Linked DNA regions of Mus musculus: region 2 is linked to region 1. A link is a loop called in an ENCODE intact Hi-C map of the cell type or tissue named here. Cell type or tissue: heart. All regions are shown on one strand. Each heading gives the region's core, and the rest is flanking DNA. Links, peaks and the distances in the headings are about the cores only.

Region 1 (10,788 bases), core at 3,617-8,616:
TTGTAAGCTGTCCAGCATGGATGCAGGGGACAGAACTCAAATCCTCTAGCAGAGCAGCATGGACTCTTAACCTCTCAGCCATCTCTCCATCCCCAAATACTTGCTCATTTTAACAATGTATAGGTGGACTGTGTGTTGTGTTAGAAGCGCGGCTCACGTCCAGATGGACCTACACCAGGCCAAACAGTTCCACATGAGGTTTCAGAAGGAGAGAAGAGAGAGATCGGGGGCGGGGGGGGGGGGCGTCAAAGGGGATCTGCCTTTTGTTTGGATACTGGCGTAGCTGCTTGCAGGTAAAGGTGAGAGGTGAGCCTAGTGGATTCTGGGAATGTGGGTGGTTGCCTTGGCAACAGATGTGCGGGGTGGGGGGGGGGTGGCAGGGGTTCCTGTACCGATGTGTGATGTCATTGGGTTCGGAAGCCGATCTGCAGTGCAGATGTCAATACTGTGGAAGTTGAAGCAGAGACCATCCGTGCCACCTAGGCAACGGCCGAGAAGTAATTGACACTTGTTCGTGCACTTTGCCACCTATCAGTATGAGCGTCAAATATCACAGAGATTTCTTCTTATTGATTAATTTGTTTATTTTACATTCCAATCAGAGCTTCCCCTCCCTTTCTCCTTCTAAACCCTCTCTCTCATCAGCCCTTACCCTATGCCCCCCTCCCTTTCTCCTCAGAGAAGGGGAGACCTCCCATGGATATCAAAATTCTTGCTTGGCATATCAAGTTGTAGCAGGACTGGGCATCTTCTCCTATTGAGGCTAGACAAAGCTGTCCAGTTAGGGGAAAGGGATCCAAAGGCAGGCAACAGAGTCAGAGAGAGCCCCAGCTCCTGCTGTTAGAGGTCCCACATGAGGACCAAGCTGTCCATCTGTTACATATATTACCACAGAGATGTCTAGCCAGCATTTTATTAAATAAATAAAATTGTATAGTATCTGCACTTGTGTGCAAATAACAGTCGGTTAATCAACTAACATACATGGTGCTCTCTAAGGATACTGGTAACAGATGTTATAATTCAGTTGTGGAATTAACAAAGAATTTCCAGTCTCATCTTTATTCTAGAAGTCAAGGCCAGTTCTCTGGCACTGGATAAACTTGGGAGGAAATGTCGGGGGGGGGGGGGGGGAGGACATGGCCAGTTTAGACCGACTGAGGATAAGACCAGACAGTCACATGGCTGTCCTTTGGCACACAGTCTTGTGTAGAACAGAGAGAGGGGAAGTCCCCAATGCCTGAGGCTTTACTGAGTGCACAGCCTTCTACAGGCCACCTTTGACTGATCCCTCTTCCTCTATGCAAACCACCACAAGGCAGATCTTCTTTCTTTTATTCTTTGAGGTCGTAACATAACTACATCATCTCCCGCTTCAGTGTCCTCTCTCCAAACCATTCCATATACCTTTCCTTGCTCTCTTACAAATTCATGGCCTCTCTGTTCACTAATTGCTACATGCCCCAAGACAAATCCTGATGCTTTCGAGTGAGGCAACTAGGAAGCCCTTGCCAACTGACCCAGAGCTCCGGTTAGAACCTGAATTGATAACCCGCAGGACATACATGTGGCCAATGAAGTTCTAAATCATCTGGATTCTCCACTGGGAATGCTTCTCTTGCTTTCTGAGGCCCTCAAAAGAATGATTCTTCCAGGTGAACGATTTAATATTCAACATGCTACAACATAATTCTGGCAGCTTTCTGATTCCAAGGGAGAGAGAGTATTACTGAGACCTTCCTATTCTTAACCTCCTGGAGGCTCAATATGAGGCCACTGAGGAGTACTTTGCTGTCGAAAAGGAAAAATCATAAAAACGTTGTTTGAGAAATAACCATCGCTTGTGTTGGTTTAATGATGGCCTCTGGCCATAGGGCTTTTTAAGGACTTAACTTCTGAATAATAATTAATAGGTTGTATCATTAATGTGGTCATGGTGTTTCGACAATAGGTTCAAAATACTCAAAGAAACTATGGCCTCGGCACCCTTTAGTCCAATAATCTAGTGATCCATTGATTGAAACATACTTGCAAATTTTAAATTGTATTTAAAGAAAAATGCCAAAAGTGAAAAGACTGTAGCTTGCATGCAAGATCACCTCTGGGGGGCCCCATGCCAGGCCCTCTCCATCATCACAGGCTCCTGAAAAGCTGCCACAGAGCTGCCCTTACTGTAATGTTGAGTTCATCCAGTCAGGTGGAGAATCCAGTAGTCTGCAGACGATCACGTACTCTGAAGTCCCAGCCAGCATGAGCGTACAGACACAGGCAGGACACACCCTAACTGTGTGGCTGATTCTGGAGTAGTTCTGATAACCCAGGCACAGAGAGACAGCTGTTGGCCCAGCTGTGGAGGCACAGCCACAAGCAGACAAGAATAGGGCAGACACATGAAGCGAGGCTGCGGTGGGCTCACGTAAAAGGCCTGTCCATTGCGTTGGCTCCTAGAAATTCTCTCCACACCTTCTAGTCAGCAAGTCAATTGAGACTCTGTGTCCATCTATGAGTGTTAGGATTACCAAGAGTCCATTATTCCTACTCTAATTTCTGCCTGTAGCATGCAGGGATGTAATGAAGTAGATGGTGCGGAACAATTTGGTTAAATAAGTGGATAAAATATATATTTCTATGAAAACAGTATAGAAAAAAAGAATGAAAATAAAATTGAAGGCTAGAAGAGTGGCTCAGTCCTAGAACTCAAGACTCCAGTACCATCTACAACATAGCAACACAATAATAGTTACCATTAATAATGTTTATATAATATTATTTTTGTAATAATTTTGTAGTTGAAAGAAAGTTTTTCTTCCAAAAGATGTGTCTGAAACAGCTTTTTTAAAGTAAAAAAAAAAAAAACATATCAATTGAGATTAAATCATAAGCCTGAAGAGATGTCTCAGCAGTCCAGAGCACATTTTGTTCTCCCAGGAGACCCAAGTTCAGCTCCTGGCACTCATGTTTGGACTTCATAGCCACCTGTAACTCTAACTTTAGGGAGTATATTTCTGGCCTCTGAAGGTACCTGCACACATGTAGCATACATTTACATACACATATATACATATACGTGTCCATATATACACACATAGAAATGTCTTTTTTTAAGTGATGATAGCTCTACTATAAAATCAAAGATCTCCTAGATATTAGACAGCTTTTAACTTCTGCCATCATTAAGAACCTTAAAGAGAGGCTGGAGAGATGGCTCAGTGGTTAAGACCACTGGCTGTTGCTCTTCCAGAGGTCCTGAGTTCAATTTCCAGTAACCACATGGTGGCTCACAACCATCTGTAATGGGATCTGACACCCTCTTCTGGCCTGCAAGTGTACGTGCAGATGGAGTACCCTACCCATAAAATAAATTAATAAGACTTTTTTAAAAAAAGAAAAGAACCTTAAATAAAGCAACAATCTCCTAATAAGCAAGGATTCATTTCGGTTTCCTACTTTTAATGCTGGAATTAGATAAAAATAAATATATGCTCATTTGGTTTTGAGTGATGTCTGTCTGTCTGTCTGTCTGTCTGTCTGTCTGTTGTGTGTAGAGGTAAAGACAGAAAGAGGGGGAGATCAACAGAGCCAAAGGAAAATGAAGGGTATGTGGAGATTGCATCAACAGCAGTTAAACTTAAATGGGACAATGTAAGACTGCTTACTGGACTGCCTTTCAACTCTCAAGAGGTCTTACTGCTTTGATAAAAATCTCTCAGTCCAAGCAAGTAACAAATAATTCAGTTTGTGTCGGTCTTAACACGTTAGAGTTGCCAACGGCTTTGTCTTCACCGTAATCATAATTGTCCATGAACCACAGAGACCTAGAGCAAGCACCTCGGTCACAGCAGAAACCATAAACTTCCATCCAATGAGCCCAGCATTTGTTCAGAATATGTGGCACGATTAGGACATTGACATGAATGACACTGGGAAGTTCCTTCTCTCCTGGAACACTGAGCCATCAGAAAAAGATACATTAAACACGACAGGAAACTATAGAAGCTTTATGAGAGTGGATACAAGAGGAGTTGTAGCCTAGACCAAGGGAGTTCAGCATGGACACTCATGCTCAAGCTGGAGTCGAAAGGTTTCCAGAGTGAAGGCTGAACAACTCTTACTCAAAACAAATAGATGATGATGATGGATAGGTAGATAGGTAGATAGGTAGATAGATAGATAGATAGATAGATAGATAGATAGATAGATAGATAGATAGATAGATAGATAGATAATAGGTAGATATACAGACAGACAGATAATAGATAGATGATAGATAGATAGATAGATAGATAGATAGATAGATAGATAGATAGATAGATAGATAGATAGATAGATAGATAGACAAAATAAGATTGAATTAAGCCTGCCTTGTGGCCCCATTTAATAGTCTCAGGTTTAGAGGAGGGCCAACATGTCCCCTCCCCTTTCCCTAAATGAGATGAGGATTGAGGCATCTGTGGCTTGAGAGAGGCAGAACTTCTTGCTATCGCTTGAGGACAGGGGCCAGGGCCCCCTGGCATACTCTACTTGAGGACAGTGGCTTGGAAACTCCAAGCCTATGATGTCAAGTTCATTCAGAGACAGGGTTCTCAGCCGTGAGAAAGAAATCACTAGCAACGAAGAGGTCTTGATGAAAGAGACTCCTGAGACCTAGTCCCAAGGTTTCTGATTCAGCTGGTCATGGGGCAGAGATGGGAATCTGCCGTCCTGACAGCTTGCCAGATGACAAGGGCGTTCAGGCAACCCATTCCTAAGAAGAGTGCAGTTGAATACTTGACTGATAGGAATATAGACAGTTAAAACACTAGGAAGGCAAGGTTGAAATAATTAGAATCGGTTCTTATCACTACAGACGCCTGTGACCTGGAGACTGTGGGTGTCTCAGCCAGGTACTTTTCATCCAAGAGATCACAATGCATGAATGGGGTAAGGGCAGGAAGTGTGGAAATCATTTCTCACCCTCTTCTGTGAATGGCAGAAAAGCCTCCTGTCCTAACCTAAGCAAATACATTCAGTTCATTAGATTTTGAGACCTTTTTTCCTTTAAGTTGCACAAGTAGAATTCCCTGTTTTCTTTCAAATTTCCCTACCATTCTCCTCAATAGCTCATCAATTACCAGTTGATATTGTCAATTACCAATTATATTTTTCTATAGGAGCAAACTAATTGGTAGTTAATATTGATAAAGATTCATGTATGACCTTAGAATATATCAGGTGTATTAAAGTACATATTAAATCTACTACTTACAATTATTTTTCTCCTTGCTTTTCTGTAGATGGCTAATATTTTTTAGAGTTGATTTGTATGTGTCAAAGTAACTAGATAGAAGTTCCCTAACTCAGTGATGTGCCTCATTTTCTATAAAAGAAACATCATTCTGATACCATCATAAAGACATACAGTGGACATCAACATCTTTTGCTTTTGCTTTCTCTGTGTAGCCTTGGTTCTCTTGGAACTCACTCTGTAGACCAGGCTGGCCTTGAACTCAGAGATCTTCCTGCCTCTGCCTCCCAAGTGCTGGGATTAAAGGTGTGCACCACCATTGCCCGGCATCTGGACATTAATATTCTTATACAAATCTTGAATGCTATTTCAGGGAAGCAAAGCTTAGAACCACATGTAGAAAATGGTATGCATTCAACTGTCACATATGAGATATGGTGCACACAGGAAAGCCAGGTATTGAATCCAAATCTATCTGCCTGCCTGCCTCTCTCTCTCTCTCTCTCTCTCTCTCTCTCTATCTATCTATCTATCTCTCTCTCTATCTATCTCACACACACACACACATACACACACACACATTCTGCTGAATCTAAAAATATGCCAACGTTAAGCCACTTCTCACCTACAACAATGGCAGTTTCATATAGTTCATCTTTTTGTTATCATGGAAAAGGGAGAGGGTTGACCAACTTCACCTTTCCCACAACTAAACTGCCTAACTTCCTAAGTCTGATTTTTAAAAAGTGACACTTTTATGTCATTTGACATTTCTTCTGTGATGTTTTTCTCTATTCATTTTCGTTGAAGTATTGCCATAATGTCATGCGGATCATGATTTTGGTGTCCAAGGTTCAAAGCACAGAAAACAGTTCGCTATCCACCAACTGTCCTCTTCTGCTCTTCCCAGGGCTGTGTCTGCAAAGGCAAAGGACAATGCCTCTGCGCGGGGACCAAAGGGGAGAAGGTAAGAAGAGAACTTCTCGCCGCCTCTTCACAGATGCCTGAGTCGGTCACACTTCGCCCTTCTGTAGTGGAGATCATCATCCAGTCCCCTAAATCCACCTTTAAAGTAATTGTATATAAACATTAACCTTAAACAATGTTGAAAGCTCCTCCGGCTACCTTGTGTAAATACTGGCAGCCAGACTGTAACTCTCTTGGCTGAATAAGTAGCAAGTTGGCAGAAAAAGAACATTTCTATGAAAGCCTCCCTAGCATACTCTATATTTATAATGTTGCTAAACATGAGAGAAGAAATTAAAACAACTTGATTCTCTCGCTTCGATGTAAACATTGAAACCCGCAACGCTGTGCCGCTGCACTGGAACAAGACCGCCCCCTGGTGGCGAAATTGGCAGCAGCCCTGTTGAAACAAAAATTCAAAGCTCCATTGCAGAATTCAAGGAAAAAGAAGGCTGTGAAATCTCATCAGTTCGCTCCATTAACTCACAATTTATGACAATTAAGGCAGAGGCAGAGCTAAAGTATTTTTTTGTTTACAAACCTCTTCTTCCTCGGAGGTATTAATTAATCGTTCAACAATATGAAAAGTAACTCTTAAAATTACTTCAAAGAAAGCACATTTTGAGCTATCTAAATAAGACATTTATATATATATATACATATATATATATATACTTATAGGATAATTTCAATACTTATTTTATCTATAGGTAATATATGTATAACTCACTTGCACTAGGGTCCGCCCCTCTCCACCTAAGCTGTGAATGAATGTAGCATGTTCATATTTACTCTGGAATGTCTCTCTTTGTACTTGAACTTGTATCCAGGCATATGTTGAGTCCCAGTTGTATGCATGATCCAATTTAAAACATGAGAGTAACTAAATGGTAAGAAAGCTCTAGTAAATCTCTTTATTTTCTGTTTATTGGCTGTGCTTGACTTATATAAGCGTAAAGTAGCAGACTTCTGATCTTTTCTGTTGGTTTATTATTTATTATCTGTCTGTCTATCTATCTATCCATCCTTCTTATCTGTTTACCTATCTATTTATTTATTGTACTTGCCCACTGTAACAAACTTGATCAAACTAACTAATGGCCTTGAGTGTTGAGGATTGTTTCCAGTATTCTGGTTCAAGAGGATGTTTTTTGTTGGTGAAACTCTATTTCACTCACTTCTACCAGGCGCTTCCCCACAGCATCATCTACGGTCATTCCGCTCAGACTTTCTGCTATGTTGCCCTTGGTGCCTCTCCTGAAACTCCTATGAAAACAGCTGGTTGAGGGACTCATTCCCTTATAACAAGAACGCTTTTGAGTCCACGCCTCCATGGTATTCTATTTTCCTTCCATCATTACTAAAATCTCAAAATACAGCTTACTCCTCATCCTCACCATCTCTATCCTTCAATAAACACATTCCACTAATCTTAACTTTCTATCAAAACTGCTCTTTCAATTCTCGGTCCCTGTCCTTCTAACATCTATCCTGAGTAGGTCTACTGTCTGGCAAAAGTCTCTAAAGGATATGGGCATCACTCTGAAACCTATGGACATATATTAGTAGACAGTGGCTACCCTTGGAGCTGAGTGCTAACTAGTGACCCCTTGATGCAAGGGAAGAGCATCATTGAAAGGAGAAGGCTGTGCTGTGGTAGTGAGTGGTGCTGGATAACTGCCGCTTAATTCTGGATTCTTTTTGGTTTTAACAGGGGGAGAAAGGGGTTCCTGGTTCCCCTGGATTTCCTGGCCAGAAAGGATTTCCAGGTCCTGAAGGCTTGCCTGGACCACAGGGACCCAAGGTATGTGGGCCTGCAAGCTTGACAAACCCTCTGTCCACCTAACCCATCTCCATGCCCACCACATAGGCCACTGAGACCGTACAGAGAATCTCCCATCTGGCAGATATAAAACAAATTCTTGGTTTCCTGTCCTAGCTAAGCATTCACCCAGCTCACCCACCCAGGCCCTGTGTAGTTTCTGCCTAGGAGTCTATCCAAACACCTCTTACATGGGGGGGGGGGGGGAGGCGGTCTTTTGCCCTTTCACCTCTGCCCTTTACACTCCCCCACCCCGGTCTTGGAACCCCTTTGGTGTTGGCTTACCTATCTTAGTGTTGAAACATACAAGGTTTGCTGGCACACAACTCCATCTAGATTTTTTAGGTCCCCAAACCAAAGGATTTTCATCCTCTCCTTGTCTTTTCTTTTCATCGGGTTCTTGAAAGAGTAGTTCGTGTGATACCTGTGGCTCTCCTGCTTCTCTCCCCTCAGCCAGAGCCACTTTGCCTTTGGCTTTCTTCCCTGAAAACAATCCTGCGAACTTCACTGGTGACCTCCAAATGACCACTGTGAAGTGTGCTTTGGGGTCCTTACCTGATATAAACCTCTGCTTTACTTCAGATTGTGTGGATCTGTCTGCCTTTGTTTTTGGAAGTCCCCTATCCCTGATTCTATTCCTGTCTCCCCATCCACCCATTCCTTTGTGGGGTCTGTTGAGCACCGGGCAACTATGGTTTATAGCAGGGCCTGCCGGGCTCCACAAGAGGATTTACTAAATAACTGTGAACCACTAGGTCGGCATACTGTTCCTTCCAACTGGGGACATTAGCTAGCCAGACACCTGGGCTGTCAGGCACACAAACTCACTCCCCTGACTACTGACCTCCAACAAGCTGTGAACTAATAAGCTATAAAAAATAATTATAATTGATCTCTGTGGAGTCTTTTAAAATCCCATGCTGTATTGACATGCACATTAGAATAATACACACAACACTTAAACGATGTATTTTCTACCTGCCAAGCGCTGGCCCAGTCATCCTTCCCTGCTTTTCATTTTCTCCTCACTTCGGCCCCACGATGCCAGTACACAGAACTCAAGAGGACCTTTGTGTTTAACACTTTATTGTAAAGGATGCACATGAACAGACAGGCAAGGTCACAGGATGCACTGAAGGTGCTCTGGCAGACACCTCCATCCCCTGGAACTGAAGCACCTCACTCTCCAGGCACATACATACCCATCAGCCCAAAGCTCTCTGCAATCACCTTAAGGCTGGAATGCTTGCAGAGCTTTCCTCTAGGAAACAGGATCCATTCCTAAGCCGGCCTCTGCTCCCCCTGCTCCTTAGACAATGGGGTTGCGGCTGGAGTTTTAAGCTTCTGGGGGGGGGGGAGTGACCAGCTCCCCACCCCAGCCAAGAGCCCATCAAAAACCCCTTCATCAACAGGCGGTGGTGGTGAATGCCTTTAATCCCAGCACTTGGGAGGCAGAGGCAGGCAGATTTCTGAGTTCAAGGCCAGCCTGGTCTACAAAGTGAATTCCAGGACAGCCAGGGCTATACAGAGAAACCCTGTCTCGAAAAACGAAACAAAACAAAACAAACAAAAAAAAAACAAAAAACAAAAAAACAATGTGTCTCTTGGTGTGATGAGGGATTCCAAGGGATTTGGGAACTCTATAGGAGTCAAATATTCGGGCGAGAGAAAATCTTTGTGCCCTTATCTCTCTGGAAGAGTGAAGGCGCTTAGGGGGAATAAATGAAGCTCTGAAGACAGAACCAAGAATCTGTTTGCTACACCACAGTAACTAAACGTATACTTGGGGTTTGCGAAACAAGTCTGATTCCCTGGCATTCTCCATCTTTATCTCACCCATGGCAGGGCCCTTCTCTCCTTCTCTTCTTCTGATGCTAGGATAGGGAGATGGCACAGGCATGAAGGCCTGAGTTCAGATCCCAAGCACCTGTGTGAAAATCAGGCACAGCACTGAGCCTCTGCAACCCCTGGGATGGGAGCAGGGAGACAGACAAGTCCTGGAGCTCATGGCTGGCCAGCCTGAGTCAATAAACTCCTAATTCAGTAAAAGACTCTGAAAACATAAGGTGGAGAGCGATAGAGGGAGACACCCTGCCGCCAAATCTGGCTTCCACATGCACACATGTATAAAACACACACACACAACACTGTGCACACTTTTAAAACTCAGATTGTGGGCTGAGTCTGAATTTTCCGTTGACTACTTTGAAGAATTGGGCTTTACTTCACTGGTAATGGATCTCTGGCATGGGAAACCTGCAGGTAGATTAACTGAGAACTCTTTATTATTATTATTATTATTATTATTATTATTATTATTATTATTATTATTATTAGACATTTTCTTTATTTACATTTCAAATGCTATCCCAAAAGTTCCCTATACCCTCCCCCTGCCCTGCTCCCCTACCCACCCACTCCCACTTCTTGGCCCTGGCGTTCCCCTGTACTGGGGCATATAAAGTTTGTAAGACCAAGGGCCTCTCTTCCCAATGATGGCCGACTAGGCCATCTTCTGCTACATATGCAGCTAGAGACATGAGATCTGGGTATACTGGTTAGTTCATATTGATGTTCCACTTATAGGGTTGCAGATCCCTTTAGCTCCTTGGGTGCTTTCTCTAGCTCCTCCATTGGGGGCCCTGTGTTCCATCCAATAGATGACTGTGAGCATCTACTTCCGTATTTGCCATGCACTGGCATAGTCTCAAACAAGACAGCTATATCAGGGTCCTTTCAGCAAAATCTTGCTGGTGTATGCAATAGTGTCTGCGTT
Region 2 (10,788 bases), core at 2,576-7,575, 1.3 Mb before region 1:
TCTTTTTCTATTGTTCATGTGTTCATCATGTCCCTCCTTTGATCATTTTCTTTGAGCACAGAGAGGCAGAGAGACAGGTCTCTTATTTCTTAGCACAGGCATGAATCAAGAGAGCAAAGCAGTGGGCAGGAGATCAGAAGAGAGACGAACCTTACCACCCGTTTTACACTTTGAGTTTCCTTTTCTTGAATCCAGATGTATTTTGGAAGACAGCTGTGCAGTTTTATAACAAGACCATTGCCTCTAGTCCATTTTTTTAACAACTCCAATTTCTATCCCAGGTCTATTTTTCACAGCTATAACAGAGTGATTTTATGTGCCCTTCCCTGTGTTATGTGCCCTTCTGTACAGTTATTATATATTGCTCTATGCATTTCAAGGCCCTAGTGAGTTGGTTGGTCCTGGTCTTGTTCAGTTAAATCAGCCATCATCATATCCTTTAACTACTCTGTGTTCACACTACACACTCCCCACTAGGCAATCCTTCTCACTCCTTAATGCTCTTGGGGTGTTTACAAAGATTGCATAGGCCTCACTTCTTCTGGCAATCTCCTCATGAGTGTGTTCTCATAACAACTCGACCTTTGCAGCCAAATGGAGAAGTTTAAAAACTGTAATTCCACAGAGTCAAATTTAATATGTTGTTGAGGAAGCTGTACCTACTGTTCCACGTGCTCTTCCCTCTTTTTCTTTTTCTTGATCATAAATGGCTCTGCAGTGAACTTTGGGTAGAGAAAGATTCTACTTAAGATCATGGACGTGTCCTCTGAAGAGGTTTGTCACTTAAGAGAGCAATTTTTGGATCCTGAAGAAAAACCCATACTTCTTTATGTCCCTCTCTCCCTCTCCCTCTCCCTCTCCCTCTCCCTCTCCCTCTCCCTCTCCCTCTCCTTATCCCTCTCCCTCTCCCTCTCCCTTCCTCCCTCCCTCTTCCTCTCCCCCTCCCCCCTCACACACACACACACACACACACACACACACACACACACACACACACACACTCACTCTCACTATTTTTCTCTGTGGGAGAGAATTAACAGGCCTTGCTGTTCTGTGGTTCAACAACTCTTAATCGATGGCTCCTCCATGCTTTCCATCAGGTATATCTTGCTGAACAAAATCATGTGATGCCTCCTCTAAAGTATGTAAGAAATTTTTCTGAAGGGTTTCTCCACTGGTCTTCTACCTGCCCATATCTAATATCTTGCAAAAAAGACCATCACTCCTACTACACCTAACCTCTATTCTATGTCTACCTAAAACAGGGAGAATTTTGGCTACTTTTCTTTGTATCAGAATTTTAAATTTAAAGACATAGAGCAGATATTTAGGGGAGAGAGGAGAGATAGTGATAGATAGATAGATAGATAGATAGATAGATAGATAGATAGATAAGTGCCAGAATAGAAAGACATTCAACACTTAAATGACACAAATATGGATCCAGGGCAGAACATTAACTCTGATGTGGAGTGAATGACACTGAATGAAGACTTAGACAGTCCCTGGGAACAGGGTGGTATGGAGCCATTTCCCACAAATAATTCAGTACAGGATATTATGAGAGAGAGAGAGAGAGAGAGAGAGAGAGAGAGAGAGAGAGAGAGAGAGAGAGAGAGAGAGAGACAGAGAGAGAGAGACAGAGAGAGAGGCAGAGAGAGAGACAGAGAAACAGAGAGAGAGAGACAGAGAAACAGAGAGAGAGAGACAGAGAGAGACAGAGAGAGAGAGATTAATTGATGCTTCATTTTTCTCTTTCCTGTCTTATTTCTGTGTCTCTCTGTCTCATCTCTGTCTCTCTCTGTTGTCTCTGTCTCTCTGTCTCTGTCCCTGTCTCTCATTACTCTATCACAGCCTTATAGGACAGCCATGAACGTTTGGACACTTGCTTCTTGGGTGGTTCCTCCTAATTTACATGCTTGTAGAATTTTTAAAAATACTTCTGCAGCCAAATGGAGAAGTTTAAAAACTGCAATTCCACAGAGACAGATACTGGCTCTTTGTGATAGCCCACTGATCTAACTCCAATCAGGTTTCATTTGTGCTGCTATCTGCATTTCACTGTGACTCCCAGAGGTGGCAGCACTTCATCCTTTCCCTTCCAGGTTCCAGGAAGGGTGACAGTTTTCAGTATCCCTCCCAGAAACAGGGAGACAGAGTGAGGTGAGGAGTGAGGCCAGGGAAGGTGGAATAGAGAGAGACATATTTTTCTTTTATCCTCACTTTTACTTCTCCTTCCAGTCAACAACTCTCTGGCAGGCCAGATGGGTGAATGGCTAGAGGTCCCTGAAGGATGCTGGGACCTGCCAGGCAGAATGATGCTAGGACAGTCTTATGTACCACAGGCCTGATCCAGCAGCTGCAAGCTCCTCAAAAGTGTATGGAAGATAAAAGCAAATATGAGACCATTTTAATGTTTGAGCCTCATCCTAAACCCCTGTGCTGTAAATATTAGTCACCCACAATCTCCTATTTAGTCTGGCCTCTTATGTGCCACTGACTTAGCCTTGATAACTAGCAAGTGTAGCTGCTATGATGTTCTGCAGTAAGGCTCAGTAGTATTTAGACTTTACACATCGTTTTCATTCAGCCAACAGATTCTCATGGTTACAATGCTGCCACCATATGGTCTGTTAGGTATTCTAGCTTGCAAAACTGTTGATCCAACTCCTTCTATTCAGAGAAATTTCAGCCTAGTAAAGAGATCAGTTATGTGTGTGTACATGTGTGTGCAGTGACAATGTAGTACATCTAAGACATACATACAGAGAAGACAGTAGGATTCATTGCCAGGATTGGAGAAGCCACCGAAGGTGGTCAAGTGCAGCTTTCTTGAAGGAGGATGTGCCATTTGGTAGATACCCTAACAAGAGTGGGAAAGGTTGTTACAGCAGACATCAGGTTTGCAAAGGAGTAAAGACCTGTCAGCTGTGTGATTTGTCATTGGAAGGAAGTAACTAGCATCAGGGGAGTTACGGATGTTGAGATAGAAAAGACTGGGGAAAAATCATGAAGGGATGAAGAATAAATGTCTAAGTTTCCAGAAATGTACAACAGTCATCCTTTCTCCATGTTCTGAATAAAGCAACTTGCAGCCTTAGGATATTCAGCACAGATTTGCCCAGAGCTGCTTCCTTAGAACTCAAATGCTCATTCCTGTGCGAATAATCCATGAGGATCAGATGATAAAATGGTTGGAGAAGAGACCCTTAAGCTCAAAATTCACGGGACAAAAATGGAAACTGTTAGCTCAAAAGAACCCCCAATGGATGGCCTTCCTAAGAACAGCTCTATGATTGCTTAAGATTTGTAATGTTGGTAATGGAGGGGGAATGTGCATAGTAGCTAACAGTCACATTATAATTTATCTCTGAATATTCCAGTGTCAAAAATCCCTTTTAAACCCCTCCACTATCCTAAAAAGAAAAAAAAGAAACCAAGTAACTAATAACTATTCGATTCTAGGGTTTAATTCAAAGCTTATTTTCAAATCTTAAAATGACCAATCTCAAAAGCCCTTAAAGTATCGAGAATCAAACCTTATGTTTGCATTAGATTTAGTACCATAGATATATCTCTTTCTCTCTCTCTCTCTCTCTCTCTCTCTCTCTCTCTCTCTCTCTCTCTCTCTCTCTCCATGTTCTTCTTCTTTTTTAATAAATAACTTTTACAACAGTGTTTGCCTCCATGCATATATATATATATATATATATGTATGTATGTATGTATGTATGTATGTATGTATACACGACAGGTATGCATGGTGCTCACTGAGATCAGAAGAGGACAACAGATGGCTGAGAGAGAACCAAGTAGATGCTGTGAACAGGACCTGAGTCCTCCTCTACAAGGACAGCAAACACCCTTAATCACTCCAGCCCACACTTGCACATGCACCATTAATATTTTCCATCTATCAATGTAGTGACCTTTTCAGGACCACAGCATATGTTTTTGTTCTGTTTTGTTTTGTTTTGTTTTGTTTTGTTTTGTTTTGTTTTGTTTTGTGGTTTTGCTTTTCCTGACACTTCCTTTGCAGGTAGACTTGTATTCACATCAGTTATCAGGAAGGCTACATGGGTGGCTGTCCCAGCAATGCCAGGGAGCAGGTACACAATGTCAGTTGGCTACCTCGCTTTTTTTTTTTTTAGATCTTCCACTATAAATATTCTCCATACCAAGGGGCAGAGATTATAGTTCTTAACAATCTGTCCACCACAGGACCAAACCCACTGACTAAATATTTGTGTCTCTTGAATTTTACATGTAAAGGAATGAGTTTTCTTATGTAGTAAGATTGATATAAATTTGATGTAATATATGTGTTGCCGTCTCTTAGTAATCACAACAGTCCTACAAATCAGGACTCTGTCAGAGAAGCACCTGAGTAGCAGCAGGTCAAATAGAGTGGCCATATAGCAAGTAACAGAAGGCCAGGGGCTGTGTCTCCTCTCTTCTCATACTAGGTATTATGTTCTAGGTCAGTGATCCGTAATCTGTGCTTTGCAGCAAGGAGCCTTTCACAGGACTCACCTAAGACCAGCAGAAAACACATATTTACATCACAATTCATAACAGCAGCAAGATTACTGTTGTGAAGCAGTAACAAAAATAGTTTTATGGTTAGGGGGTCACTGCAACATGAGGAACTGTATTAAAGAGTCATAGCACTAGGAAGGGTGAGAATCACTGCTCTAAGCTGTCTGCATTCCCTACAGTCCATTCCCACTAGCAGTCTAGAGCAAATGCCCTTTTGCAAATTTGCTGTGCAGTTCATCACCACTAGAGGGGGAGCGAGGACCTTCAAAGTTAACATACTGCCTTTGCCACAAGTTTATCAGTTTATTGCAACTTAAGTCTCTCTCTCTCTCTCTCCCTCTCTCCCTCTCTCCCTCCCTCCCTCTCTCCCTCTCTCCCTCTCTCTCTTTCTCTCTCCCATACACACACACACCACCACCACCACCACCACCACCACCACCACCACCACCACCACCACCACCACTACCACCACCACCAAAACAATGAAAATGCCACTGTCTCCCAAATGTGTCCCTCTATTTTTGTATGTTAATGTAGTTTAAAGTATATTGCACAATAATTAACTATAAATAAAATGTAACAAGATTAAGGATACATATGAATACTAACAAACAGTTATATGAGCCCATGGTCCTTATTTATTCATTTACAGGTACAAGAGACTTACTGTTTTATAATATATACCATCAACCTTCCAGAATAAACCATGTGAAAAATGAAATTAATCATGGCTACTTTCCTCAAGCCTATATCTTACTGCTTAAACAAAAGGTTAAAAAATCATTGGGGAATATAAATTTAATTTCGGTTATATCATATTACTCTAAAATTAAGTTCTTTCCCCAAATAATTCTCCAAAGAATATGTCTTTACTTGATGTACCAGGCACTGCATTATATCTTTATCTTCCTTGAGTGAAACATGGTTATATTTAACCTACCCCTTTAAAACTCACTCCCAATGACTAATGCAGGCTAAAACTAATCTTCATACATTTTCACTGACTATGACCTACAAGATTAAATCCTACCTGGAGACAAACCTTGAAGCCCACATTTTAAAAACATAAAAGAATAGTGATGACTCATTTACTGTAGGGACAAAGCAGAATAGAGAAGTACAATCCTGTGAAAATAGGGATCCATAGAGTACTGGAAAGGATTTCTGCCTGTTCTAGCATTTGGAACTTGCCATCCACATATGTGTATATGTGTATATATATATGGGCATATACATATATATATAGGCAATATATGGGTATATATATATATATATATATATATATATATATATATATATATAGAGAGAGAGAGAGAGAGAGAGAGAGAGATAGGCTGGGGAGATGGCTCAATGAAGCAATGGCTCTGTTTTATTATTATTTTAAATACAGATGTGTAGAGAAAGAAGTCAGAAAGAAGTAGAGGATTTGTCTGACCTTAGGAGTAGTGACCATTTTGTCCTCCAGATGTGCAGATAGCCAAAATGTCTATAGACAAAGACGTGATGGTAGTCCGCAAAGGAAGCTGGGAAACATTCTTTCATCATTGGGAAATTATCATTCTTAACTCCCAGAGGATATAAAAAATGCAGGTCAGGGATGTTACAGCTGTTTTCAGCTGAGGAGAGTCTTTGTCAGAGGGTTTATGTCTGGTTCCATTGAAAAGGGTACCCTCTGGTCATGTAGTAAGGGGAAATCTTAACTTGATTGCCTATTACTGCCCTGTAATCCTGAAGAGACTTGGAAAATTATTATTAGTGGGCTCTAAGCAGATGACATGGTTACAGAGTACAACTAGGGGATTTTCTGGGAGGGTTCAGGATGGGGAGGAGCAGAGAGGAGAGAGTGAGCATAGAGTTGGTTTAGGGTGACTGTGACTGTCCCATGGCCACAACCATTGCACTAAAATGAGCTGGCAGAAGTAGCAGTGAGCTACAGAGCATCAAAAGGGAACAGAAGAAAATAGATGATCGATGTAAAGAATTGTATCTGGTCTGGGGATAAAGGGATGAAGGTCTCTTTTAGCCACTTTCTCCATAACATCTATAAGGTATTTAGGCCGATGGTTCAGGAACACATAGAGCTGTGGTGGAGTGAAAGCTATTGTGAAAGCTTGCTTAAAACATTTTGTTTGACTATATGATGGAGTCTAGTATGTAAAAGATTTACAAGACAGGGTGGAAACATAGGTGTTAGGATAATAATAAGTAAAGAGTGATCACGATGGGGAGCCAGAGGGGGAGGGAACCAGAGGCCCATACAAGGGAGAAGGCTTAGTGTTGAAAACTTTCTGCTCTGTGTCCTAAGCCCTATTTCAAATGAGTTATGATTTGTTAGCCTGGAAGCAGCAGATTCCTAGAGGAGAGCACAAATACCTTCCTAGAGGTCAGCTCTAGTCCTTTTTGGTCTTGGAGTACCACAGCAGTGAAAGAACCACACTTTCTGAAGGATGTTAAGCTGACCTGAACTGGTGATGCAGTGAGGTTACCTGATGCACAGAAGGCTTTGGTTCTGAGTCACTAAAACAATGGCCACAGTAGCAAGAAGATAGATGCAATGGGAGGTCCATGGCCCATTAGTCTCCTTTAGAGGTCACCAAAACTGCTTTTAGGGATTTGGCATGTCAGTGTCTCGGTAACTCCTTCAAAGCTTACAGAAGGGGGAAGAGAGGGTCTGCAGGTAGAGGTAGAGTTTCTCAGAAGAGGGCCCATCTAAGGAGCCATGATAAAACTTAAACAGTTGGCAAAGTTTCACCTTCTATACACTTATGTCAGGAAGTGTAACTGTACAATCTTGTGAGGAACATTAAAAGACAAGGTTGCATGGCAGCTTTTATATTAAGGTTAGCAGGAGTTAAATGCAATTGTATAACTCTCTGGACCGTGTACTAGAGTTTTATAAAAGGATAAGGCAAAATTAACTGTTCCTTTACATTAGAGTTCCACATAATCTTTCATAGCCAATTTTTTATATATATGATTTTGAATATTATCTTACTTTAACTAAACTTTAAGTTTACTTAAACTTGCTTTAAATGACTTGCTTTAGGCTCAATTTTGACAACAATGCATAATATTTCTTATACTTTGGAAGATAAAAGTTGGTCTGTTCCTCCAAGCTTGTCTCTGGAAATGAATTATATTTGTACTGAGCATGAATGACCACAAACTTGTATATTTTAATTTATCTTTAACAGTTTAAAACAAATTGGTTTCTTTTTCCTTTCCTTTCCTTTCCTTTCCTTTCCTTTCCTTTCCTTTCCTTTCCTTTCCTTTCCTTTCCTTTCCTTTCCTTTCCTTTCCTCTCCTCTCCTCTCCTCTCCTCTCCTCTCCTCTCCTCTCCTCTCCTCTCCTCTCCTCTCCTCTCCTCTCCTCTCCTCTCCTCTCCTCTCCTCTCCTCTCCTCTCCTCTTTTTTCCTTTTCTTTTTCTATTGTTTTTTTGAGACAGGATTTCTCTGTATAGCTCTGGCTGTCCTGGAACTCACTCTGTAGACCAGGCTGGTCTCGAACTCAGAAATCCACCTGCCTCTGCCTCCCAAGTGCTGGGATTAAAAGCGTGCAAAAGCGTGCACCACCACTGTCCAGCAAAAGTTGGTTTCTTTGATGAGATTAGGATTTTGTGCTTTTATCCCTGTTAAATTTGTGTCTTAATAATTCACAATTTTGAATTAACAATCTGTTAGTATCAAAATAAATTCCAAATCATAAATACGGTCCACAGAAAGAGTAGGAGCCTCATTTTTGAGATCTTTTTACAATATACTTTTACAAAAACTATTACAGATTTTTTTTTATTACTCACTTTCTCCAAGTTAAATCTCTATAAAAACAGCAAAGAGAACATTGGGAATTTATAAACATTAATCATCAAATATATGTTACACAGACCTTGTTCATGGTTTTCTGCTCATTTGTTATTTATCATTCTCTGGACCAATATGATCATACTATATGCTAATCTAAAGTATCTTGAAGGTGTGCTGCTACCCCTATAATATAGGGAACATAAAATAAGCCATTATGGAGACCTGATGTTGCCTCTTTAGTTAAAAAAGGGGGGAAGACGATAGTAATTAGAGGAACACCATGTGATAGTCTTAACCAAGATGTCAGTAAAGTCACATGGCATGCTTCTATCCTGATGTCACCAGGCAAGAGGGTGGCAAGCCACATGGCTACTAGGTCATGATCCAAGATAACAAACCATGTATCTCAAAAGTCAGCACATCCAGCAAATTCCCTTTTCTGGAAAGACAGGTGAATCAGTCTTACAAACATGGATTATTATAGCAAATTAAAATTATCTACAATTTTTTTTTAAAATCACACTCAATGAAGTTACAAATCCAAACAAAAAACAAAAAAACAAAACAACAACAACAACAACAAAAACCAAAAACCCAGAAAGTTAAAATTTTGACAAATGCTTTAGAGACAGCAAACAAAAACAAGAAAAAAGTGGAGGAAATTTAGAGAGTTAAACAGCTTGTCTTTTGTAACCTCTGTATGAAATAGGTTACTTCTTAGTTGTTTTCCACTGCAAAAATATCTTTCCCAGGGTGATTCTGATTTTCTGCATTTTTGCCCGTTGTGAAGTCAGGTGGCTGGCTTCTGGTCTCAGGATAGAGACTTTGGAGGAGTCTTTGAAACAAGCATGTTTGGGTCTGGGACAAATTGACCAAATTCCACCTTCAGAGTTAGCCTTCTCAATAAAGTAGGATAGCATAAAACAATGTTTTAATATCATTCTTACCCCAAAGGCATTTGAATCTCTTTAAGACTGAACCCAGTGATCTACATACCCATAACAATTTATGTGTATCTATAGATGAGAGCAGAGAATCTGTAATGCTTTAGCCTACAAAGTGGGATGCTGCCCTTATATAGGGACAGAAGTGATTTCCATAGTCAACTGCAAAAGCTGGGAAATGTAATCTCTCAGCAGAAAGCCACTGGAATCAGGGATCACCTCGTAAAACTGCTTTTACCAGTTTGAGTACTTGAGATGGAGTTCACAGAACCCACATATAGCAGGATGTACAGTGTGAGGATCTGTAGTCTCAGACTTCCTATGAAGAGACAGGAGGAACAGAAAGAAGAGACCCTTAAACCTCTTGAGCCAGGTAGCCTGAAATATGCAGTGAAGAGACTGCATCTCCCTTCCAAATACAAATCAGCTCTGACCCTGTGCACCTTGTAAAATCAGACAGGATAGAAAGAGTCAAGGTGTTATGGTCATAGACTTAACCCTGACTCAAACAAGATGGAAGATGCAGATCAACAACTGAATTTACCCTATGATCCCTATACATAGGCCATGGTATGAGTGAGCCCACATTCACATACATGAATATGTACATATACATATATGGACACACATATATACAAACATTATACATACCCATGCCTTAAAGTATATTTTTAAAGTAATTGAAAATAGGAACTGAAGAGATAGCTCAGCAGGTAAGAATCGATAGTGCTTCTGCACTGGACCCAAGTACAGTTGTCAGTGCCCACTTCAGATGGGTCACAAATGCCTGTAACTGCAGCCTCATGGGGACGGAATGCCTCTGACCTCTGTGGACACCTACACTCACGTGAACTGACCCACAGACATACAGAAACCCATACACATAATTAAAAATAATATAAACAAATCTTTAAAAAGATGAAAACAACAGAAATTAGGATAAAGAAGTCTAAGATGGAAATAAAAACATCAAGCTGCCTTTGTATTAATGATAAAAAGACATGGTAATAATTAATTATGTTCAAATTTCCACTGACAAGAGGAAAGAATATAAGCTGTTACTCCATTTTCTAGTTATATGCCTAGAAAAGGGTGAAGAGCCAAATGTTTAGATGAAACCATTCAATCCCTGTCACTGAAATGCCCTCTGAGGAGAGGGGTTTGTATAAAACCTCAGAGAGCGCCAGGGACCTGCCTTCATGAGACAATGATGACAGCACATTCACATGAAGACGTTGTCCCAGCGTGTGTACATAGCATTGCTGGTCCCCACTGTGAGATTTTCTGAACAAAATTGATCAACTCCTCTACCTAAGCCACAGTTGCTGTGACCCTGTCTCCCTGGCTTTGACCACGTACAAATAAATAAAGGAACAGAGACTGCTTTCCCTCTTAATAGCAGTCAGGTTGGACTAGAAGAAACGGGCACATGATGGTCTAAATGGCAATTTTATTAGATTTCGAGAAAACTTCGGAATAGTTCAGAAGGCGAGGTCATTGAA

What was found. Hi-C counts contacts between places; a loop is a spot of excess contacts. Peaks named below come from ENCODE experiments on the same cell type or tissue, not always from the same donor. Only the 100,000 strongest peaks of a DNase experiment are listed, where the experiment ranks them.
Region 2: it touches region 1 in a loop (25-fold over the local background); 16 of 42 quality-filtered maps call a loop at or near these places.

What each region holds. Positions count from the first base shown.
Region 1 is chr1:82,635,305-82,646,092 of GRCm38, forward strand. It overlaps Col4a3 (collagen, type IV, alpha 3), which reads left to right. Exons shown (of 52, transcript NM_007734.2): 2 at 6,135-6,191; 3 at 7,905-7,994. Among named protein-coding and RNA genes, the nearest start is that of Col4a3, 54 kb to the left of the region's middle. In heart, for the core only: no CTCF peak of the experiment used is centred there; no DNase peak of the experiment used is centred there; H3K4me3 peaks cover 442 bases; H3K27me3 peaks cover 403 bases.
Region 2 is chr1:81,305,523-81,316,310 of GRCm38, forward strand. The region is part of intron 6 of Nyap2 (neuronal tyrosine-phophorylated phosphoinositide 3-kinase adaptor 2); the gene reads left to right. Among named protein-coding and RNA genes, the nearest start is that of Nyap2, 230 kb to the left of the region's middle. In heart, for the core only: a CTCF peak has its summit at 4,763; no DNase peak of the experiment used is centred there.